Regions from separate parts of the Mus musculus genome. Here regions 2, 3 and 4 are each linked to region 1. A link is a loop called in an ENCODE intact Hi-C map of the cell type or tissue named here. Cell type or tissue: heart. All regions are shown on one strand. Links, peaks and the distances in the headings refer to the core of each region. The heading gives the core; the rest is flanking DNA. Region 1 holds the start of Fads3 (fatty acid desaturase 3). Region 2 overlaps Fads1 (fatty acid desaturase 1). Region 3 holds the start of Fads1 (fatty acid desaturase 1). Region 4 holds the start of Fads2 (fatty acid desaturase 2).

Evidence for each region. Peaks named below come from ENCODE experiments on the same cell type or tissue, not always from the same donor. Only the 100,000 strongest peaks of a DNase experiment are listed, where the experiment ranks them.
Region 2: a loop joins it to region 1, with 2.9 times the contacts of the local background. A loop is called at or near these places in 14 of 42 quality-filtered maps.
Region 3: a loop joins it to region 1, with 2.6 times the contacts of the local background. A loop is called at or near these places in 13 of 42 quality-filtered maps.
Region 4: it touches region 1 in a loop (4-fold over the local background); 10 of 42 quality-filtered maps call a loop at or near these places.

Annotation. Positions count from the first base shown.
Region 1 is chr19:10,036,464-10,042,369 of GRCm38, reverse strand. Fads3 (fatty acid desaturase 3) reads right to left here and starts at 822. Exons shown (of 12, transcript NM_021890.3): 1 at 414-822. The coding sequence starts at 638. It also overlaps a transcript of Rab3il1 not described here. In heart, for the core only: CTCF peaks have their summits at 603 and 2,541; DNase peaks (open chromatin) are centred at 959, 2,648, 3,279 and 3,630; H3K4me3 peaks cover 1,408 bases; H3K27ac peaks cover 2,578 bases.
Region 2 is chr19:10,195,944-10,201,849 of GRCm38, reverse strand. Fads1 (fatty acid desaturase 1) reads right to left here. Exons shown (of 12, transcript NM_146094.2): 12 at 4,976-5,906. Fen1 (flap structure specific endonuclease 1) reads left to right here. Exons shown (of 3, transcript NM_007999.6): 3 at 753-2,718. The coding sequence starts at 772. The coding sequence ends at 1,914. Among named protein-coding and RNA genes, the nearest start is that of Tmem258, 5.3 kb to the left of the region's middle. In heart, for the core only: a CTCF peak has its summit at 2,859 (motif pointing right); a DNase peak (open chromatin) is centred at 2,889.
Region 3 is chr19:10,180,149-10,186,054 of GRCm38, reverse strand. Fads1 (fatty acid desaturase 1) reads right to left here and starts at 3,167. Exons shown (of 12, transcript NM_146094.2): 1 at 2,791-3,167; 2 at 1,018-1,128; 3 at 173-370. The coding sequence starts at 3,003. It also overlaps the pseudogene Gm50359. In heart, for the core only: a CTCF peak has its summit at 3,300; DNase peaks (open chromatin) are centred at 1,726, 2,584 and 3,174; H3K4me3 peaks cover 2,558 bases; H3K27ac peaks cover 2,762 bases.
Region 4 is chr19:10,097,856-10,103,761 of GRCm38, reverse strand. It overlaps Fads2 (fatty acid desaturase 2), which reads left to right and starts at 2,259. Exons shown (of 12, transcript NM_019699.2): 1 at 2,259-2,539. The coding sequence starts at 2,333. In heart, for the core only: a CTCF peak has its summit at 2,852; DNase peaks (open chromatin) are centred at 1,901 and 2,881; H3K4me3 peaks cover 3,235 bases; H3K27ac peaks cover 3,213 bases.

The DNA.
Region 1 (5,906 bases), core at 315-5,314:
TTTCTGATGGCACGTCCCTATCGCTAGGGACCCAGCCCTGCCCCAGGCTCTTGGAAGCACCAGAAAATAGTCTGTGACACTCAGAGCAGAAAAGAAACCCTCAGTACAACAGTGAGGGTACTTACCTGGGGCAGAATCTGCCCCTCACGGCACACCCACCTCTGGGGGCCCATTCTTCCCTGAGATCTATTTATTCCACAGACTGACCCAAACAGCCCATCCTCCGTGAAAGAAAGAGACCTCCTTCCCTCAGGCTCCATCTCAACTCTGGAGCCAGGGAAGGGGTCAAAGGTCAGAAAGAGCAAAAAGGATGCTAAGGTCCGCAGGTGGAATGAGACGCCAAGCCTATGAACAACGTCTCCCTCTCCACCGCTAGTGCCAGGCTCCACCCCGCCGGCTGTGGGTTAGCTTACCGTGGCGTCCTCCGCACCGTGGTGGCCGATGAGGCGGCTACCCCCTGGGTGCCGCTGTGCCCAGCGGCTGATGTCGTAGACACGGCGCTCGATGACCAGCCACTTGTCGCCTGGTAGGTCATGCTGGCGGATCTGCTCCCAGCGGAAGATGGGTAGGGGCGCCCCCAGCGGTGCGGGCCCCTCCCGCGGCCCGGGTCCCCCTCCGGGCTCCCCGACACCGCCCATTGCCGCTGTACACAAGTCCTCCGGACCCCGGTACGTGACCAAGGTCTAAGAGAGACACTGAGGGAGGCGAGGTGGCAATCAGGGGTCTTCCTCCGCCCGCCCCACCGGCCCCGCCCTGCCGCTGCGGCCGCCGTAAGAGCGTGCGCCTGCCCGGCTCTCCGCGCAGGGAACTTTTCCCTCCCTTATAACCGCGCTGACAGCGCTCGCCTCGCCCGCCCCTCGTCCCGGCCCCCGCGCTGGCCAGTCCCGCTCTCGCTCCAATCCAGGCGCGGCGCCTCCACATCTATTGGCTGCCCGGGGAGGGCGGTGTCGCGAAGGGGCTTGCCCCACCCTCGAGGGCCTGGGGCCACCACGCCCGGCACTGCCCCCGGGGCACTGCCCCCCCCCCCCCCCAGTTTCTCGGACTCTCGGCTCAACTGAGAAGGCGGGGGATGGGGACCCAGCGCGCACGGGAGTCCTGCAGGCCGCTGCGCCCAGGCACACCCGCAGGGGCCCGAAATGAGCCCAAGTCTGAGCCCTGAAAGGCTGAGAAATGTAGTTAGGGACGTCACCGGTCTTTAACCAGGCATCCCAGGTAGCTAGAAATGAGGACACTACCTTGGGGTGACTGTCAACAGCCACCAAACAATGGACCTCATCCCCCAGTAAACCCTCAATATCCACGCGAGGAAGCCATCTAAAGCAATCTGCAGGAGCAGATGGCCTCTCCTCCTGGCTGTACGCAGGATTGGGGATGCCCAGGTTGGCCACTGGAGGAGGAGCAGAGGACACTGCTGCGTGGAGGTCTGCCGTTCAGGAGATGAAAGAATGGTCCAGTCTGCAATGGGTGGCTTGCTTGTCACCACCTCCCAGTTCTCCCCATTCATGGTGTCACATTTTTGACTTATTAAATTCAAATCCTCTTGAGAGTGTAACTACGTTCCCAATTGTACGATGTTTCTTTGAGACAGACATCAGTTCCTTAAAAGTTAAAAGCTTTCACAACTGGCAAACTTGAAGGTCCATCAGAATTTCCTTGAGGGCTAGTTAAAACAGACTCCCGCACACCACCCTAGTGTGACTCAGGGCAGAAAGGTGAGGCAGACCTGTTTGTTGGGAGCAAATCTTTTCAGAACCTTAAAGTGTATTTTTTCCAATGTGCAAACATTTCCTCTTGGTCTACCTAAGGATTTGTAGGTGACCTGACCTCTAAGGCACCCCTGTGGATAACAAAACCAACCTGTGTTTCTTGCCTACAAAAAACCAGTATATGCATGTAACCTTCACATATCCCCTCATACACTTTAAGTCAGCTCTGAATTCTTAATAATGTCTAATGTGATGTAAATGCTCTATAAATAATTGTTCACTGCATTGTTTAGGGAACAATAAGACTAAAAAAGGCTGAAAGCATTCACTCCAGATGCAACTATTACAGGCCTAAATACACAGGACAAGGAGGAAAGCAGAGGCGAGCAATACTCTAAAGAATGTTGGTTAGATACCTGGGACCTGTGAGATGAGGAGAGGTGACATCAGGGGCAGCCTACGTACACACTGCCTCCATGGAGAGTGAGGAGGGTGTCACAGTCCAGTCTTACATTTGGGAAACTTCCAGAATTCTTTTCTGAACATGTCCAATCTACTCCTGTTCCATCTTAGGCTGCAGAACTCAGAGAGAAGGAAAATCCATGACGTGTATCACAGGCAGACCAGAGCTTGAAGAAAGGAGCCTCTTGGTTCTCTCTAGTTTGAGGAACTCTTGCTTTGCTTAGCCAGGACCAACGAGCCCAAGATATTGCCACAAACAGGAGCTGTTCAATCCCTTTCTATGAAGGCTCTTCAAAATCCTGGAACATGTTTTCTTCTTCACACCTGGGGATACAGGAGCCCTGGCCAAAGAGGATGGCAGGTACTGCTGCCCCCACATGGTCACAGTGAGGACTGGGATAGAGAAAGCCTATGCTTCCCAGGGAATACACCTATTGTATCCAAACTTGGATGCTCATAGGGTGTGGCCTTGATTCATTCTCACACCTCTCGCTCAGTAAGATGTGGCTGGCTCAAGAGCCATTCAAGGGCTCCTTCCCTGGGATCTTGGCCTCAGGTATGGGAGGCAGTTAGGGGTGGACACCAAAGTGGAGGCTGGGCAGACTTGGGAGATAAACCAAGGATAGGCCCTAACTATGCTGCCTTCTCTGGCCATTTCAGTCCAGCATGGAGTCTACAGGTGGTAGACTTTCCACCTGTATCTAGATGTGTGTTTCCATAAAGCATAAACTATGAGTAACTTCTCTCCACTTCCCACACAAAGAGCTTCCCACTTTAGTTCTCTGTAGGTCTTAGGGTCATCTCTAGATGTCTCTCTCTCTCTCCCCCCCCCCCCCATCTCTGACCCCAGAGAACTTGCAACTTGTAGGGAGTCAGAGGAACTTGAGTCTCCATTGTCCATCCCCAAATCCCCAAAGCTGGGCAGCTGAGGCCTCTCAGACCACTTGGAAAGGGAGAGGCATCACTCGACATTCCTGAGCTGCCATTGGATCACTGCCAGGGTGTGCGAGTGTAGGAGGCAGAGGGAAGCCAGCCAAATGAAGTGCTTTGGGGCAGGGGGCGAGCTTGAGGTTTGAGAGTCCCCTGGAATGCCTTGAATACAGCCCCTTACCTCTGTCCCAGCTGGATTCTTTACTGTTGTAAGCTTCCACCCAGGCCTCTGGTTGGATGCCTTGAAATCACCACCCCCTACAGAGCCACCAGCTACTGTCCTGGAGCCAAGATATGTTTGTACAGTGCCAGGGAGGCTCAACAAGCTGGATATGCAAGCAGTGGCTTTAGGAAAAAGCTCTGAAGCCACCAAGAAAGAGCAGTCCTGGAGCTCAGGCAGCAAAAGCACAAAAAAAAAAGGGGGGGGGGCACAAGTCAGAGCTCTAGGGTTTGGCTTGAGTCACAGACCTTATCATGAGCTTGGTTATTAGTCCGGGGTACAACTCTTCTGAGAAAGGAGGGGCAGAGGCCATGGGCACCACAGGATTATGTAAAGGCTATTTGAAACTATTTAGGCCAGCAACGACAAGCCTATCGGCAACTATGGTGGAACACAGACCCTTGGTAAGAGCAGGACACACAGAAATGTGCAGTGAAGGTGAGAAGACTGTAAAGCACTACTCAGGACACAGATCAAAGTCCAGGGAGCAAATACCTCATGTCTCTTAGAATAGTTACTACCAAAACCAGTAAAACAATTTTGGCCAGGAGGCAGAAAAGTTGGAACCCTGGAGTATTGTTGGTAGAACTATAAAATGGTATAGCCATCATGGAAAAAGTACGGAGGGTCCTCTAAAAATACAAAAACAAGAACAAAAAAAATCCCTAATATATGAGCAAATTTACTAACGGTAATTTATTCAAAGGACTCTATGCAGGGTCTCCAAGAGATATTTGCATATACATTAACAGGTACCAGTAACCCGTGTGTGTCTCCAATTAATGGATAAACACAGTGGGCTGTTACACATACATCAGAATATTACCAAGTCTTAAAAGGAAATCCTGTCATCTTACAACATGGATGGATATTGACATTGCATTAAGTGAAACAAGCCAGTCACTAGAAGATGAGTATGCTGCTTCCATTTACAGCAAATCTCTAGAGGAATCAGATTCACGGAGGCAGAAGGTGGAATGCTGATGTCCACAGTCTAGGGGCAGGAGAAATAGGGAATTAGTCAATGGGCATAGTGTTTGTTTTGCAAGATGCAAAATGTTTGTAGCTTGGTTTCATGGCAGTATGAATGTGCCTAGCACAAGTATAATTCTACACTTTAAAATGTGTAAGATTACATGTTAGGTTTTTATTTTTTTAAAAAATAAGTATGGCAGAGATTGCTTCGTGGGTAAAGCACCTCCTGTGAAAGTCTGATGACCTGAGTCCAGAACTGCAGAAATCTTATAAAGCTTGATCCGGTAGTCCATGCCTGTAATCCCTATGCTCCTAGTGGGAAGGTGGGAGGCAGAGATGGCACAGTTCCCAGAAGCTAGCCTGACCTATGCTTCAAGGGTCAATGAGAGAGACTTCCTCAAACAAGGGGGAAGATGAGGACCAAGACAATATAAGAGTTGTCTTCTGCCTTGTGAACCATGGCACATGTGCATTCACACATGCACAGCTCACAAACACCAAATGCATGCATTGTATGAATGAGTGAATGAGGGAAGATTGTTTGTGTCTGTGTGGGAAGAATAATAATCCCAATTCATAACTGAGAAAAGCAACTTGCTCCAAGGTCACAGCCCTGGCAGGATTCAAATCAGGGCAGGTTTGGCAGATGGTGAAGTGAGATATCTCAGGTGCTGCACCAAGATGGTAAAGTGAGACATCTCAGGGTCCTGCACCAGGTAAATGTGCTTAGTCAGGTTTAATACCTCCATGCCTAGAAGCCAGACTCAGGACTAGCCAAGGAGAGCTCAGATGATTTCTATGTGCCAAGACTTCAAACCCAAATGGGTTATCTAGAAAATTTAAGAACATCTGGTGTGGCAGTTAACCTCTCAAGTCACCCCCAAGAGTCGAAGCCCTGAGCTACTTCCAGGGTACAGCAGAGGAACCTAGGTTACAATTCGATCCCAGTCTCTGTTTCTTTTGTTTTGTGTGTGTGGTTCTGGGACCAAACCTCAGACCTTGAATTAAGCACTCTAGCACTGATCTACACTCACACCCTTCTGCATCAATTAAAGAGGTGAAAAACCTACATTCACTGAAAGTGTTCAGTATAAAAACACAAAAACCAACCAACCAACCAACCAACCAACAAAAAACCACCAAGAGGTAGGTTAATACTACAGGTTCCAGACACTTAGGACCCCTTTGTGACTTTTTTTTTCCTGGAGCAGGAGACTGAACCAGCTAGGGCCTTGTACTTGCTAGGCAAGCCTCTACCACTGAGGTAAATAAACCCAACCTCAGGACCTCTTTGTGTTCTCCAGTGCCTCTATCCATTTACATGAGGGATAATAGCATGTTTTAACATTGCTAAGAGACTGGAATAATGGGTTCACAGAGAGGGCTGCGAGCTATGACTAGTGCTTAGATATTAATTGCTACTAGCAGGGTGTGGCTGTGTTGATGGCCCCACCTGGCATCAGATCATGGACAATGCTCTGTAGAAGCAGGACAAGTCAGGGGAGTAAGGTCCTCTGTGGGCCTCTGGGTGTTTCCTGGTGGCTTTGTGGTCCTGCATATGGCTGGGCCCAGAACCCAGAAGTTAAGACTGATTAAAGTGCTCAGGCTTTCAT
Region 2 (5,906 bases), core at 318-5,317, 160 kb before region 1:
AACTCCTCTGGCATCCTGATAAAAACACCCTCAAGTGCTAAGGGAGATGGGAAGGGAAGAGTAGCAGCAGTGAGGTGGCCACCTGTCCTTATGCAGAGGTGTACCCCTCAGGTCTGCTGCATCGGTTAGACATCTGTGGAGAAGCAATAAATCAGACATAGTCATATTCGCATAGCTGGTACTTACCTGCTCCTGAGGGTTCACGTCTGCCTTGATGATCTCAGGGCCCTTCAAGCTGAGCCAAGCACTCTGTCTTCTGTGATCCTTAATGCAGGTTAAAGTTGAAGTCACTCTGTGACAGATGGTGCCATTGCGTTATTCAGAGCCCTTAAGTTATTCAAGAACATCCCATGCCAGGTGTGGTGGCGCACGCCTTTAATCCCAGCACTCAGGAGGCAGAGGCAGGCGGATTTCTGAATTCAAGGCCAGCCTGGTCTACAGAGTGAGTTTCAGGACAGCCAGGGCTACACAAAGAAACCCTGTCTCGGAAAACCAAAAAAAAAAACAAAAACAAAAGAACATCCCAGATCTCATTCCTTGAAGCGCCCAGAACAGCTTCTGATTGTCAGGAGGCCTGCTTGAGAATGGTGGATCTTGTTCACCTTTGCCTCTTCTGCTCTGCTGGCTTGGAGTCCTGCTGTGTCTCATGTTAAGTTTGATGAACCATGAGACTGGTGAATGTTGCCACTTAAAACTTTTGTTCCTTTTGTATCCTCCAAGTTCCTCCTCTTACTCTTCTTTCTTTGTTTTAGCCATTGCTCCTGTGCTACCATGGGAATTCACGGCCTTGCCAAACTAATTGCTGATGTGGCCCCCAGTGCCATCCGTGAGAATGACATCAAGAGCTACTTTGGTCGCAAAGTGGCCATCGATGCCTCCATGAGCATCTACCAGTTCCTGATTGCTGTTCGTCAGGGTGGGGATGTGCTGCAGAACGAGGAGGGTGAGACCACCAGCCACCTGATGGGCATGTTCTACCGTACCATCCGCATGATGGAGAATGGCATCAAGCCTGTGTACGTCTTTGATGGCAAACCACCACAGCTGAAGTCAGGCGAGCTGGCCAAGCGCAGTGAGAGGCGCGCCGAGGCTGAGAAGCAACTGCAGCAGGCTCAGGAGGCTGGGATGGAGGAGGAGGTGGAGAAGTTCACCAAGAGGCTCGTGAAGGTCACCAAGCAACACAATGATGAGTGCAAACACCTGCTGAGCCTCATGGGCATCCCTTACCTTGATGCACCCAGCGAGGCAGAGGCCAGCTGTGCTGCCCTGGCAAAGGCTGGCAAAGTCTATGCTGCGGCCACGGAGGACATGGACTGCCTCACTTTTGGCAGCCCCGTGCTAATGCGACACTTAACTGCCAGTGAGGCCAAGAAGCTGCCCATCCAAGAGTTCCATCTGAGCCGCGTCCTGCAGGAGCTGGGTCTGAACCAGGAGCAGTTTGTGGATCTGTGCATCCTGCTGGGTAGCGACTACTGCGAGAGCATCCGTGGCATTGGGCCCAAGCGGGCTGTGGATCTCATCCAGAAACATAAGAGCATCGAGGAGATCGTGAGGCGGCTGGACCCCAGCAAGTACCCCGTTCCAGAGAACTGGCTCCACAAGGAAGCCCAGCAGCTCTTCCTGGAGCCAGAAGTACTGGACCCAGAGTCTGTGGAGCTGAAGTGGAGCGAGCCAAATGAAGAAGAGTTGGTCAAATTTATGTGTGGTGAAAAGCAGTTTTCTGAAGAGCGAATTCGCAGTGGGGTCAAGCGGCTGAGTAAGAGCCGCCAGGGCAGCACCCAGGGACGCCTCGATGATTTCTTCAAGGTGACAGGCTCACTCTCCTCAGCTAAGCGCAAGGAGCCAGAACCCAAGGGGCCTGCTAAGAAGAAAGCAAAGACTGGGGGAGCGGGGAAGTTCCGAAGGGGAAAATAAACCTGTCCTTCCCCTCCACTGTCCTTGACCCCAGGCTGTCTATCTGTTTTGTACCCTCGGCTGCAGCACATCCCTCTTGTCCCTCGTCTTGAGGAGAGTTCATTGCTTCCCAGCGCTGCCCTTCAGAGCTTTCCCTCTCTTGACCCTGTGGCAGGAAGGCCGTAGCTCTGCTTTTTCTCATTTTTAGCTCAGGAAAGATGTCAGGCTCAAACCACTTCTCAGGTTAATGGACACTGTAGTCATTGTTCTGTGCAACTGCGAGCAATGTCTTAAGGAAGAAGAAGATAAAGCCGGGAGCGAGGCTGGAGATAGTTTCCCAGCTGGCCAGCTGGTGGAGGAGAGGTGACTAGAACCTGACTGACTACTGCTCCTTCTAATTTCACTGTGCCCTGAAAGATGCCCATCAGCCTGGGATTCGCTGATGGAAGAACTGCAAAGAGACGAGCAGAGAGAAGTCTGGCTGACAACAGATTTAGTACTGACCAGCTGATTTTTGTGGGCAGAAATTTGAACTTGCTGCCTGCTGAGTCCAGTAGTTGTGCAGGGAGTGAGATGGCAGTGTTTAAGTTTTGATTTGTAGTTTTTTGTTTTTGTCTCTCCCCTCTCCAGTGTTGGGGATTGACCCCAGGGCAAAGGCATTAAGTGTGCCACTGACCTGTGCCTCCAAGTGATGTTCTGACAGCCTTTCTGAGGCAATCAATTGAATTGAGGTTTTGGGAGAAGAAACTGTTGTTCATAGGCTATTTCTATTTTAAAAGATGTGAAGAGAAAAAAAAAACAATAAAATTATAAAAGTGACCAGAATGTGTCTGAATGTTTGAAAACACCCTGAGTGCCTTAGTTTCCTGTAGAATAAATATAATGGTTTCCTTTCCCCCTCTAAAATCCCCTACAGCCTGGCTGGGATTGCCCTGGTAACAAGTGGTTAGTTTAGGACTGACCACAAGGTGGCGCTGTGCCCATGTAAGGTGGCCACAGCAGCTGTGGTGGCACCAGCCTTTTGTACTTAGGAGTTTGCATAGCTTGACTGGATTTCACACGTTCCACCATCTGTGAGATAAAGGAGTCCCCTGGAACAGTCTTGTAGTTTAGATAAACTATCTTATAACATCCAGCCAGGGCTACACAAATCCTGTCTCCACAAACCTATAAAACAAGTAGGTAAATAAAAGAAGCCTTGTTCTTACTGAGATTTCAGGTGTCCGGGAAGAATGAAAGTTTTTGAGTACTAATACATTTAGGTTTTCCCAGAGAACAACAGAGAATGAGCTATGTATATGTTAAAAGGAAATTCACTAAAGTGGCTTACAGGGTGTGGTCCCGATAGCCTAACAATTGGTATCCAACAAGAAAGTCAAGAATTCAGTAGTTTAGTCCACAAGGGATGTCTCAACTGATCTTCAATCTACATGAAGAAGTAGGTTCTAATACCAGAGAAGGGATGTCTCAGCAAGAGGATGCCTGGGCAAGAAGCAAAAGTCTCCATGTCCTTTTGTGTGGGCTGCCACTAGAAGGGGTAGCCCAGAGTTAGGGTGAGTTTTCTACCTCCACACAGACTGGGCCAGCTGCTCGGGTTCTGGTTGCTTCCAGACATGGTCAAGTTGATAAGCCATTATAACTAGTAAAGCTTAGTGGGGGAGCCAGCCTGTGAGCTCTGATCTCACAATTGTGCTATTAACAGCACATAATTAACTTGAAAAGGCCTTGACAACAGCTTGAGTAGAAGACTAATAGCATGGGCCTTCAAGTCCTTTAAATTCCACTATACGGTGGGGGCAGGTGAGCGTGTGGAGGTCAAAGGGCAGCTTTCAGGGATCTTTTACCTGCCATGCCTTTGCACAATGATTTTTAATTTCCTTCCTGGTCATCTGTCCTCGCACCCCCAGCTGCTGTGCCTCCAACACACACATACATACACTCAGGGTCTCACTATGTATCCCTGGCCGGTCTGGAACTCAGACCAGAAATTCCGCCTTGAATTCATACTGTTTCCCAAAGAAGTCTTGGGTGAATGTAGACACTGTTTTATCCTGAGAGCAGAGCACTTATTTTGTTCTCTGCTCTCGCAGTTGATGAGTGGAACTGACTTTACCAGATTAAATTTGAGTTGTCCCCCCCCCCCCCCACCATTCCATAATTTGATTCTAAATGTGCAGTGGCAATGAGCTGAGTGCCAAGGCTGCACTGCCTGAGCGCAGTGGCCTTTAGGGGCTTGTATCCCGTGGTCGGCAAGCATTTAGAGGTCTGGCTTGCTTTTAAATTTGAACTTCGTAGCCCTTTCTAATTGTGCTGATTTGTGCTTGGCCCTGTGAATGTTCTGCTGTTTCACTCAGCTGAAGTTCAATAGTTAAGAGGCGTTGCAGTTAAGAGGCATGGCTCTGCAGTCTGATCGAGACAGTGTTGGCAAAGAGACTTATAGCTAAAACCATGCTGAAATTCCAAATAGGTACGAAGGGAGAAATAATTCAAGATGGAAAGTTGAAGACTGAACTGTGAGATCTATGAGATCCGGCAGGAGTACCGCAGCAGTACAGTGTCTCTACAGATGGGCACTGGGATGAACCTGGCCTTGTCAGACCACCCTTACATGGGAGTCACAGTCCTGCCCAGGTTATACAAGGGAACTGGCAGTGAGTCATGTTCCCAAGGGAGCTGAGCTCACAGGTAGGAAGGGACCTAGCAGTAGTAGCAGGGATCTTGTGTATATTTATGTGGGTACATGTTCCTGCATGTTTGAATGTCAAAAAGGCCAGAGGGTCAGCAACTGTCTGCTTTAACCCTTAATCACGCCACCTGAGTTTTTACTGAACCTGAAGCCTACCAATTTGCCGAAGGTGGTTGGCCAGCAAGCTCCAAGGATGCACCTCTGCTAATGCTGGGTTATAGAGCTCCACCCCTGGCATTTACATGGGTCCTGGGGATCGGAACTTGGATAGGAAGTGCCTTACCAGCTTGGATAGGAAGTGCCTTACCAGCTGAGGCAGCTCCCCTTCTCTGCACCAGGGCATCGGGTAGGCATGTGCAGACAAGCAGCGCGGATTTCAAATGAATAACAACATTCTTTTGGTCCAAATTAAATTTTATTTTTTAGCTTCACCAGGATGTGGTAACAGCATTGGCACACACAGATACTGACATTAGGCTCAATTAAGTGAGATGCCGGTGGGACAGGAAGTAGGAAGATGAAGGTAATAAAGACAGACATGGAAGCTAGAGTTAAGTTTGGATATTCTGCCACTTTCTACAATAGCAGAGGTGACTTTCCCTCTAACGCGGTTTTCTTATCTGTCAGTGGATTTGAGATGCCTCACTTTACCTCTGTAACATTCTGAGGCTTGTCACTCAATGTCCCCCGTGTCACAGTGAAGGCTGAGAAGAGAAGGCCACAGTGGTTCAGATGCTCTGAAGACCTGGTCTTGGTACAACAGAGCTCACTGGTATTTGCCCAGACTGGCAGTTGAAGGTCAAAGCCAGTGAGTGGGTTAGACAGACTGGTAGTGCCACCTCCTTACCCCGGGTGGCAGGGAACGGGCACGGGGAGGGGTCTGCACCTATTCTGAAGAAGGAGCCATAAAGGCAGCACTCTTTAATCCTGATTTTTCCTACACAGTCTGTTTCAAACAGGTTTTCAATCAGGGCCAACCACTGGCAAAGATCTGTGCTTTTCTGCAACCTGCCTGTCTCTACACCAGACTCCAACATCCCTTAACACCCTCATCTTGACCACAAACACGCACTGCACTTTGCCTTCTTGAGGTTTTCTCTTCCCAGACAGGTGGGTCATCATGCTTCCAGTAGAATCTCTTGAGCAGACAACAATGCCCAGGGGTTTGGGGAACAAGAGCATGAAAGTGGACATACAGGTTAGGTCTCTCCGGGCATGTTCCTATATTCTCCGGAACATATCTTTTACCAACCAGAAGATTACAAAACCCTATTTTATTGTTAGACCGGCACACTTTGTCAGAAGTTACCCTAAATTTCTATCCAGC
Region 3 (5,906 bases), core at 405-5,404, 140 kb before region 1:
ATTGGTTCTTGGCATCCTTGGGACTGTGGTAGAACCTGAACCTGAAATTTCAGAGAATGTGTGTTCTCTCCCTGTGCCGAGTCTCCTGTGAATCTACAGACCCCAGGAAGGATTCTTGGCCTTGATGTTTTCGCTAGGAATTCTGAGAATAACCAGGCAAAGCCACTCTCACCTGAACTGTACTGAGCAGTACTGCACAGAGGATGAAGGGCACCAAGGAAGTTCCAAAGATCCAAAGGGTGAGCCAGGCAGCCACATCCAGCAGCAGGATGTGAAGCAGGTAGACCAGGAAGAAGAGGTGGTTGGCCTTCATGAGGCCCATTCGCTCTACTGTGGCCCGCAGCTCCCGGAATTCATCAGTTAGCGCTTTCTGTGGGAGACGGGGGCTATAATTCTTCTCAGTGGCACCCCTAACCCTTGAAGAGAACCTCCCGTGCAGGTAGCTGTGGGAAGTCCACAGTCTTAGGCAAAGATACCCTGATGGGGAAGGAGGATAGGAAAAGCTCCTATAAATGGCATCATGTCCGGCAGCTAAACAGACTTACTTTGGGTCTCTGCAGCTTAAACTCTCTGAGCGTGTTTTCTTATGTGTGCATATATGAAGAGTATTTTATGAGTTTACATTGGTACATGATGCTCAGTAAATAGGTCTGCTGTCAGTGATGGGAGCACTGCTGATGGGAGCACTGGTGATGGGAGCACTGGTGATGGGAGCATTGGTGATGGGAGCAATGGTGATAGGAATACGAGTGATGGGAGCTCTGCTGATGGAAGCACTGGTGATGGGAGTACTAGTGATGGGAGCATTACTGGTGGGAGCACTGATGATGAGAGCACTACTGGTGGGAGGACTGGTGATGGGAGCATCGGTGGTAGTAGCACTGGAACAAGCTCCAGTGGGCTTATTACCCCATGACTACTCAAGACTCCCAAGAACCGTCACCTGTGATCCTATGCAGGCATTTGCCCCCTCTCCCTCCACAACTAAGTCTCCAAACAGCAAACATGGCCTCTCACATTCTTGGTGGGTTCAAAGCTGGGTTGCTCCGGAGCCAGCTCTCCAATCAGAAGAGAGTTCATATACTTTCTCACAAGACCCTTGTTGATGTGGAATGCCACAAAAGGATCCTAAAAATACAGAGAGAAGACAGTGAGGACCCCTGTCTCCCAGGCTCCCAAGGGCCTCACATCAAAGACCATCCTCCAGGTCAACAAGGTTTGCATCAATGCTGATGCAAGGCCTCCTCCCTCCTCCCTACTGTTCTTCCAGATGTCAGTCCCAGATCACCTGGCATTTGGGTTTCCACTGAAAGGGCACTACACCAAAGACTGGAAAGACTCCGCTGAATGCCACAAACACGGACCTGACGAAGCTAGCCTTCATGTCTACAGACACTTGGTGTAGGAATTTAGCACAGGAGAGAAGCAGCTTGCGGGAATAGGTGGGGCTATGAGGTTTTTGTTCCTACAGTACTTTCAACATGTCCCTTTCTTTCTTAGCCAGCTTCTGTTGTGAGGAAGACTCCCTACCTATGCCAGCGCTGGGGAACTCTTCACATTTCTTCCTCCTTTGGGCAGGGTTCCCTATTTCCCTCAACATTCTGACCATTCCCGCTCCGGAATAGTTAATATGGGTTATACAAGGTGGGTGGGAGGGCCTTAGGGAAAAAAAGCTGTAAGCGGAGGTGGAGTCCGTGGTCAGTGGCACCACACATCCAGACCAATCGCTGTCCTTGCCATGAAATCCTAGGCCCCCAAGCCACACAGAATGGGAAGCCTAGACGGAGCGGGTCTGCTCCATCCTTTCATGAACCGGTATAGGAATGCACTGCTGTTTGGATTCTGGGTGGTTACTTCTAGAAACCGGCTCCTTCTAGCCTGGTCGCTAAGGCCCTCCACCTCTAACTTCATGGGCAACTTAATAGGAACCCTGAGGACCCCGGGAGCACGTTAGACTGGCAGACAAGGAGTAAGAGGTCGGAGGGATGGCATTAGGTAGTTAAAAGGGAGATGGACCCAAATGTAGAGACCCAACAGATGACAATCCTGTCAAAGAATGCTCTGTCCTAAGTCATTCCTAGTCCGGCCCTCGCCTCTGAGGGAGGATATGGTCTAAAAAGAGAAAACAGGGCCACTAGACAGAAGCTGGGGTTCGTACTGACTCTTCCTTCAGTAAGCTACAACGGAAAAGGGACGCGACCCCGCGAAGTGTCTAATCGCGCGGGAGCCCTATTCCCTCAATAGTCGACCTCCCTGGCCCAAGTGACCTCGCACTAAGAATCCGAGTACAGTTTTACGACTCCAACTGCAAGCTGTCTTGGACCGGCTCAGGTTCATTACCCTACCCTCCGGGCTTCACAATGTACAGGTGATGCCCAAGCACCGGGTCCTCAGTGTCATCCCTAGCGCAAGCAGTCCTTTCCCACTTCCTTTCCGCTCCGAATCCCAACTTAGGGCCAGTTCTCTAGGTCAGACAAGGCTGTGTTCACCCTCCTAGCCTGGCAGACAGGACGCGACTCCCACTCTCTGCTCAGACTCCTCCTCCCACCACCGGAGGTTGCAAGTACCGTTGAACGGGTGCCTGGAAAGCTCATTCCCTCCTATCCAACCCATGCTTGAGACTCCAGAGGCAAAGCACGGATGTGCAACCAGCCCTTTGTTTGAGTGTGCGTGTCTCCGGCCACCGTCTACCGCTCCGGTCTCTCAGGCGCTTGCATCCCGGGTTCAAAGGCCTCTCTCCCCGCCAATGTCCCTCCCCGAGGTGCAGATGCGCCTATTGTCCGCTCTCACCGTGGCATCCTGACCCGCGTAGTGGCTGATGACCCGGGAGCCCCCCGGGTGGCGGCGGCTGAAGTCGCTGATGTTGTACACCTTCCGGTCGATCACGAGCCATCGCTCCTTCTCCCGCCCGGAGCGCTGCGCCACCTCCTCCCAAGTAAAGTAGCGCGTTTGGCGGAGCTGGGCGGAGGCCGGGCCAGGGGTCGGCACCGGGTCGGGAGCCATAGCAAGCTTGGCGGGGGAAGCTGGAGTCTGAGAGGTGCGCGCTCCGGGCCGCGGGGCAGCGCACGCCAGGCTCGCGAACTAGGGGAGCGTCGGGCTGCCTCGAGCGCGCGCCCGGAGACCGCCGTTCGCGCGCAGGGTTTTCAGCACCCTTGGCGCGGACCGCCGAGCCCCGCGGCGCGAGCTCCCATTGGCTGAGCCGAGTGGCGTGGGGCGCGAGCTCCGCCTCTCTCGGGTAGCAAAGACAGACTCCCCACTCCCCGGAGAGACTCAGGCTACTTCCAGCGGCAGAGACGCGCCCCCTCGCGGGGCCTGAAAGTGGTCTCCAGGCTATTCCACTTCGGAATTTATTTATTTATTTTTTTATTGAGCATGGTAGGGATTGATAGGATAACGGTTCCTTTGAGTGCGTCACAGCTTGATGTAGCTAAGGCGGAGGTCCCAAGGGCGCATAGAAGCTTGGTGTGAACATATAGAAAAGAAAACAGTTCTCATGTTGCTCAGGCCGGCCCCAGACTCACTGTGTAGCTGAGAATGACCTTGAACCTCTGACTCTCCTGAGTTCTGGGTTTACAGGCACTGCTTTCCACGTTCTGTTTCATACAGCAGATTGTGCTAAGGCAAACGTTCTGTCAATTTCCTGCCCCTAGGAAACACGTGACAAATTAAACACAGTGGCTTTAGCAAACAAAACAGCATCCTGACCCAGTAGCCGTTCAGAGATCCCCCTTCCTAGCAAGGTGGGCAGTTAGCATGTGTGGAAAGAAAGAGGACTAACATAAAGAAAGAGACTGATTGGCTACAGTTCCAGGCTTTTGCTCACGTGATAGCCCAACGCTAACAGAAGTCTTGTCTGCTATGATTGGCCGTCACTTTTGACTTACAAGAATATAGTACTTAGGAACACACACACACAATTAACACATGCACGCATGCACACACACACATGCACTAACTAAAATGTGATGATGATGATGATGGTGGTGGTGATGATGATGATGATAACAATACTAATGATAGCTCTATGGTTCAGGAGGAACAGTTGCCTGATGCAAAACCCAGTGACCTGAAATGGATCCCTGGGACCCACAAGATGGAAGGAGAGTACTGACTTCCACAAGTTTTTCTTCTAGCCTACATTGCCTGCAATTCATGGCAGCACACACACACACACACACACGTAAATAAATAAATAAATGCAATTTTAAAAACGATTTTAAAACAAAAATAAAACGAAGAAAGGCCAGCCTTGCCTTCTTTGTATGTAGTTTAACATTTGCAATTAGCTTTAGCATTTTCTATTTCTAGTGATCTTAGTTTCGTATTGTGTTTTGTTGTTATTTTTGTCCCTGGAAGCAGTAGCCCTGGCTGATCTGGAACTCACTGTGATGAACAGATTAGCTTCGAAGTTGCAATGATCGCCCTGCTTTGGCCTCCCAAGTGCTGTAATCATAGGCAAGCACCACTGTGTTTCACTATATTAATTAGAATTATACAGGTTTAGTGGCCTTAATTGTCAGGAGACAGTAGGACGCAATCAATCGTGAAGTTTGTGTGACAGCCTCAGCAGTGGTTACACCAGCAGTGTGTAGACTGGTGAATCTAGCAATCTCTATTTCTGGAAGCATGAGCTTCTTTAGAGCGCCGTTTGCCAACTGTGGCACAGAGCCTGTTCTCTAACAATTCTGTGTATTGTGGGTCTTTCTGCAATAGGGAACTTTACTGGGAACAAAACATCTCTATTCTCCTTGGAGTTTCGCTCTTGCTCTGGCTAAGTGTGAGAACTAAACTGTCTGCACGGACATTCCTCAGCCTCAGTTTCCCGTTCTTGATAATGGTGCTAAACCATTCTGGCATAAGAAGTATTAATTTTATATGAAAAATTTATCTTATATCTTACTACTTAAAATCTTTTAATTTTATTTATTTATTTATTTATTTATTTATTTATTTAGAGTATTTACCTGTGTGTGTCAGTGGAAAAAAACCATACATGCCACAGCCTATATGTAGATATCAGAAGACAAACCTGCGGGAGTCTATTCTCTCCTTCTATCATGTGGGTGTTGGGGACTAAACTCAGGTCATCAGGCTTCTAGGAAGTACCTTTACCTGCTAAGCGGCCTTGCTGTCCCTTTATCACATGTTTTGAACAATTAATGCTTAGATTGCTGTATTAGCTGCTTTTTCCCAGCTGTGCCAAAATACTGACAAGGTGCAGCTTAAGAAGGAGGGTTTAATACGGCTCCTAGTGCGAGGGTAGGCATGGGCATAGCATAGGCAGAAGCCATGGCACCAGCTGTGGCATTCCGAGCTTGCTCACATTCAGGCAAGCCAGGAGACAGATAAGAGGACTGCTCACATTCCGATGCCTTTCTCCTTTACCCACTTGAGTTCAGGATCCCATAGAATTGTGCCACTTACTTTCAGAGCAGTCCTTCCCTCTTCTGGCAGTCCTCTCTGGGAAACCCTTCACGGACACCCCCAGAGGTGTGTCCCCTGGGCGAGGGTGATCCATCAAGTCAATACTGATGAAGAGTCACCATCGTCATGGCTTACAAAGATGGTATGTTAAAATGCTAGCCATCATCATGGATTTTTTTTTTTTTTAAAGATTTATTTATTTATTTATTTATTATATGTAAGTACACTGTAGCTGTCCTCAGACACTCCAGAAGAGGGAGTCAGATCTTGTTACGGATGGTTGTGAGCCACCATGTGGTTGCTGGGATTTGAACTTCCGACCTTTGGAAGAGCAGTCGGGTGCTCTTACCCACTGAGCCATCTCACCAGCCCCCGGATTTTTTTTTTTTTTGCTGAAATATTTTATACCATGAGTTCACTTTATCTGTAAACCTACATAGGATAACATGACCCCGAGGCTTGGGAGACGGTTCAGCAGTTCA
Region 4 (5,906 bases), core at 304-5,303, 61 kb before region 1:
GTCTCAAGAGCTCACCTTGAACCTACTCTGTAGCAAAGATAAATTTGAATTTTGGGTCACCCTGACTTTACCTCTTGAGTCTAGAATTTTATGTGTGCACCACCACTCCGGCAATCTAGCTCAGGGCCTAGTACATTTGGTGACTATTCTTTTGGTTGGTGCAGCCCCAAGCCTGCTGTTCTCTTTGCATATCGCAGGTCCCACCGTGGTACACCCTTGATTGGTGGGTTTCTAATGCTCATCTCCATTGTCTTTAAGCAAGTGGGAATGTTACCAACTTGAACTCTACTCACAGCAGCCCTGGTTGGGCTGTCCGTTTACTCCTGTCTTCATTGGGAGTCCGCTGTAGCCCATTCTTGGGGCCTTCTCACTTGGTCTTTTCTCGGCCTTCCAAGCTTCTGCTGTGAAGCACTTATTGGGGTTCCCTGTCAGCTGTCAGTCATCCCTCTGAGCTTTAAAACTCTAAAAAAATTATCATTAAAGTTATCTGTGTATTGTGATAATCCATCTTTTGAAAAACAAACAAACAAACAAACAAACAAATACAAAACAGCTTTCTTGACTTTATTATATTCCATCGTTAACATGCACAAAAGACAACAGTCTTGCTCCTTATGCATAGTCGTGTCCCAGGCCAGCCTTGAACTCATGGCAATATCCTGCCTCAGGTTTCTGATGGATGACAGTATGGACACGACCAGCACACCTACTTCACTCACTTCTATCTTTTGGGCAGGCCAAACGAACATCTGTTTGGATGTTTGTTTCCTCTCCTCTAAGCCGGAAAAGCTTCACTCAACACTCCTTGAGTCTGGAGTTTGTGGAATGAAGAAAGGCTGCTCCTGATGGATGCCAGGACAGAATGAGAGGAGTATACGATGGGAGGGACTATGGGAATGTATTACCCCCTGCACCAGGTACTTCCTTTGGACCAGTGTCATGTGGAGCTAGGGAGCCCAAAGTCTTGAAAGGGTCATGGAAGAGGCCAAACAGGGCCACTAGCTAAGCATGTATGTCTTGACCATTTTATCTCTCTTACCCTCAGACTCTTCATTTTGAAGTTAGCTATAACAATATCATAGGATTGTGGTGAGACTTTAGCGAATAGGGCCTTTCTTCCTACTATACTCCCTTGGTATCAGTGTCTCTCTTGCCTGCAAGTGGTGTACTACTGTCAAATCAATCGCGGGCTTTTATTGCTTTCATGTTTCCCAACCAGGCTTGTGAACTCTTTCTCAGTCGAAGACAAGAAAGGTGTCCAGTTTATCCTGGCACCCTCCCCAGAAGCCACTCCCGCGGCACTTAGCACGAGGAAGAAAGCAGAGATTCCACCGTTCTTTTCCAAGATGACCAAGTTGAAAGGATTCAGAGCCCTGGTTAAACAGAGACCCACTCCTGGCTCCTTTCTCTAGGAAGGTTTCAGGAAAGCAATAAACAATATGGATCTCTTAGACAATGTGAGATACAGGAGACTTGAGTCCCATCTAGCCAGGCAGAAATATCACCTAGTCATGACAGCCCAGGAGGGGGCCTTGTTTAGCCGGAGGCCGAGCGTTGTTCACCATAACCGCTGCGCCTCCTTTGTGCGAGCATCAGGTGCAAATCCCCGGCCGAGCGCGTTGGCGCTCTGAAGCGCGCAAAGAAAAGCCCAGCTGCCGCCCCCGCCCCCCCCCCCGCCCCCCGCTCTCCCCTCCCAGCTTCTCAGAGATCTACTCCCGCTTCCCCGGCTCCAGGCAGCGAAGGGAGGAGGAGGAGGTCAGACACGTCGCCGACCGCCCAGCAGGGCTTAACTCCATGCGGGCGGGCGCGAGGGAGGGGGAAGCCGCGGACCCGCCGCTCCAGCCCGCTGGCCTTCGAAAGATCCTCCTGGGCCAATGGCAGGCGGGGCGACGAGCCCTGATTGGTGCAGGCGCTCTGCTGATCACTGTGGAAACCCGGGTGGCGGGGAACTCGGGAGGATGCGGAGCCGGGAACGGGGGGAGCCAGAGGGGTGGGGGGAGGAGGCAGCGAGGCCCTGAGCTATCCTGGAGTTTTCACCGGAGGCAAAAGTCCACAGCAGGCGGGCCTAGGGTGGGCGGAGGAAGGGGACCGCTTGGGGGCACTGGGAAGCCAGGGGTACTCCTGAGGGAAGGCAGGGGTACTGGCTAGCTAGTGAAGGCGAGGAGGAGCGAAAGCGAGGGGAGGAGGCACGGTGGGAGGAGGAGTAGAAGACAAAAGCCGAAAGCGAGGAGGGCGCCGACCGCACACTGCGGCCAGGAGAGGGACCGTCGGTGTTGCGAGCCGCGGGCGCCCGGAGGCCGTAGCGCACGGGGCATCCGGGTAGACTGGCAGCATGGGGAAGGGAGGTAACCAGGGAGAGGGGAGCACCGAGCGCCAGGCTCCGATGCCCACCTTCCGTTGGGAGGAGATTCAGAAGCACAACCTGCGCACCGACCGGTGGCTCGTCATCGACCGCAAGGTCTACAACGTTACCAAATGGTCCCAGCGGCACCCGGGGGGCCACCGTGTCATCGGACACTATTCGGGAGAAGATGCTACGGTAAGAGTCTGGGGGTGCCAGCCACTCTTGTCTGCTGCAGGCTGGTGTCAGGAGCCCGGGGTCCCTGGGCGCCAAACAGATCCCCGGTTCTTAAAGGAGCGCAGGACGTTCAGCAGGGAAAGAAAGTGTACCAACTGCCCTCACCTCCCTCCTGGAATCGTTCTCCTCTGGGTCAACTGGGCAGACTTTGGCCGAGCCTTTTGGACGCCAGGCCTTAGCACCTCTGTGGAAGTCCCATCAGTGGTAAACTGTGCCCGGTGCATGTTCACAGCGCATACTGCGCGCTGTTCCAGCCGGAGCCTGGGACTCTCCAAAGGGGGCGCTCCAGCCTTCGTGTTCGGCGCTCCCCAAGTGGAAGATGGCCACCCTTGGGCGCCGGGGAGAGGAGCCTGAGAGCGGGCAGCCATATGTGGGACTCTCCTGCCAGACCAGGGGGCGGAGAAGGAAAGCTGGTTCCTGGCCAGGACTCGCTCCTGCTTGGACTCCTGTCTAAGAAGGTCCACAATGGCTGCCCGACAGAGACTTCCTAGTAGTTCAGATTCCCACGCTCCCGAGGATTATCCCGACTCACTCCAAGTGCCAGCCTTCTGGGAAATCCTGGTGGGGAATTGGTGGAAGGCGAACGGGCTGGATTTTGCAAAATTCAGGTCCGCAGGGGATCTAGAAGGTGAATCTAAGACTGGCTTGGCAACAGGTCCATCTGCCTCTGGGGTTACTATCGGACATTCAACTCAATGGCCCTCTGTTTTTAGATCCTGCCAGGATCACCCTTCCCCTCTTGCACTCATGGAGGTTGTTGAAGTCTCTGAGACCTCTGTGGAACGGAGGCTATCCTATATTGCACAGTACCCCATACCGTGCCTGGCCCCACCCCCAACCATAAAGTGATTGTGTAGTCAGGTGGGTAAGAGGAGAAACAAAGTCAAAGAGGAAAGCCAGACCTTTCTTGGCACCTTTCTTGGTGGGCTGAAAGCAGAGGAAAAGATGTAGCTGGAGAGAGCTTGGGAAAGACGAGTGGGAGGAGGCTGAGAAGAGGGATAAACTTATCAGACCGCACTCCACATCAAAGTCCAGGATGCTGACTTGAGTGTGGGCTTTTCTTGTGCAAGTTTGATAGTTTCAATTCTTACCTTCCATGTCTTTTCTTTTTGAGATCAGCCTAGGTAGCCATACCCTAATCAATGGACTGGAGGCTTTGGTGAACAGGATGCAATCTTACTCCAGATTGAGGAGAGAACTGGCCACATTCATACTGCCTAAAGACTATTTTCCTTGCTTGTGGAGCCTGCTTAATTATGCCCATGGGGCTGGCGATGCTAACCAGACCTTAGGAGAGTGTAAGCTTTTCACATTCCTTGAGTGTCCTAGCTCTCTTGGACCGCCTCACAACCAGAGAAGACCTTGGTTTCCCAGGGAGAAAACTTCCCAGCCCCTATCTGGGGGATCTTTCCACTGTTTCGGGTGCTGGTGTGTGCATGAATCTGTAGGTGAATTGCAGACGACTCCTCCCCTTTCCAGGCTCTTACCAAAAAGTTTCCTAAAAAGTAAAACAACAAATGTGATTGGTTTGATCCGATTATTCCATATTGTGTGATAAGTGGGTTTTCTTGTGTGGAAGCTCAGCCCAACAACAGCCTTGAACTTTATAGTTTATTTAAGAAGCCAGACGTATTTCATCCTTGTTTTGGAAATTCTTAGGGTTTCCCTGACTCAGTTTTCTCCAAATGTCTATGTTCAGATCTAACCCAGCAGATACCTGGATGGCTTGCTCTTATGTTCTGAAAGCCTTATGTCCTCTTCCACATTTCCTGTGTCATTTTCATTGGTTCTGAGTCTGGTGTCTGGGATGTTAATTGTCCCATGATAAGAAAGGTAAGGTGGGAGTCAGGGTAGGCCGCAGATGTGATCCCTGGGCTTGTTGCAGAGAATCACTTAGTGGACACACACACACACACACACACACACACACACACACACACACACACCGCCACCCCCAATCCCTCATCTATTCCAATAAGATGAGTGTGGCAAAGCTTGCTGTAAACAGTGAGCCCCAGACAGACATGAGAGGAACAAAACAGCTAGCATGTAAAGTACTCGCAGAGAAACGGAGCAAGCTCATTTGATGACACGACATGAAAGCTTACTGTCTTCCCAAATAAGACACAAAACACACTTGATGGAGACAGAGTTGGAGATCAGTGTAGAAAGAGCCGTGAGGTTTTCTTTGGCATCCCCCTGTTTCTTCTTAAACTGAGATCAGATTGGCAGAAGGCCTTGGACAACTAGGAGATCTTCAAAGGGAGCTCCACGAGATGTGGGGACCCCTCCCCAGGCTGTTTCTCAGGGAACTTTGCCGCTTAGGGGTCTTGCCTTCTTGAGAAGGGTGATGAGAATGGACTGTCAGGTTTGGGGACGGACTGTTCAGCAGATAGAGGCTGGATCCCTAGAGCCCTTTCATTTGTTACCACTCAAAGGATATCTGTGATATGCTGACAAGAGGCTGGAAGGTGAGGCCAGAAGCCAAGGAGGCCCATTTTGAGGTCAATCTAGGATATCAGTCAAGAATTTTCTGTTCCTGAAGGAAGAAAAAAAAAAAAAACCTCAGAAGTGCTCACTTCTTCTCTAGAAGGATGGAGCTGTTGTTACTTGATCCTTCTGTAGTCAGACCCTGGCCTCACTTGTACTAAAAGCCACCTAAGTGGCATGTGCTCAGAGTCCCAGATACGCAGAAGACTGGAGCAAGAGGATTATTTGAATCCTAAGTTTTGAGGCCAGCCTGGTACCCTAGTGAGATTCCATTGCTGAAAATAAACAGTGTGAGTTTTGCAGTTCACAAACCCATGAGATTGGTATATACTATCTCATTTAATTCCCAGGTTAGCCTTGCCGCTGTCCTGTCCTGAGGCTCAGAAATCCTGGTCAGGTGGTGTTCAGTCATAGTCGGGATCTGCTGGCAGCACTCGCTGCAGCCTTACCTTCCTCTCTCCATCTCCCTCTTCTTATTTTTCTATATCTTTAGTCATTTCCTGCTGGTCCCCCCAGAGCTTTTTCTGTCTTAGATTTGCTGTAGGCACAAAGAACTGTCACCCATGCCCCAAGCCAGTGTTTGCACTTTTCTCGGGAGTCTAGGCAGTACAAAATGAGCCCACTTGTGACTTTTCATCTTCAGCAAGAGCTCATGAAACATTCATTGAGCGTCTCCATGGCTCTGAGCTGGGCTCGCATCAGGGCCTCAACACAAAGATGAATAATTCACAGACAGTGGCCTCCTCTACTGGACTGTTCCTCCTTAGTTTTCCTTGCTTCAACCTGGATTCTCCACCTCCAGACTCCCGCCTGTTCTCCAGCCTATCCGGTTTTGTCT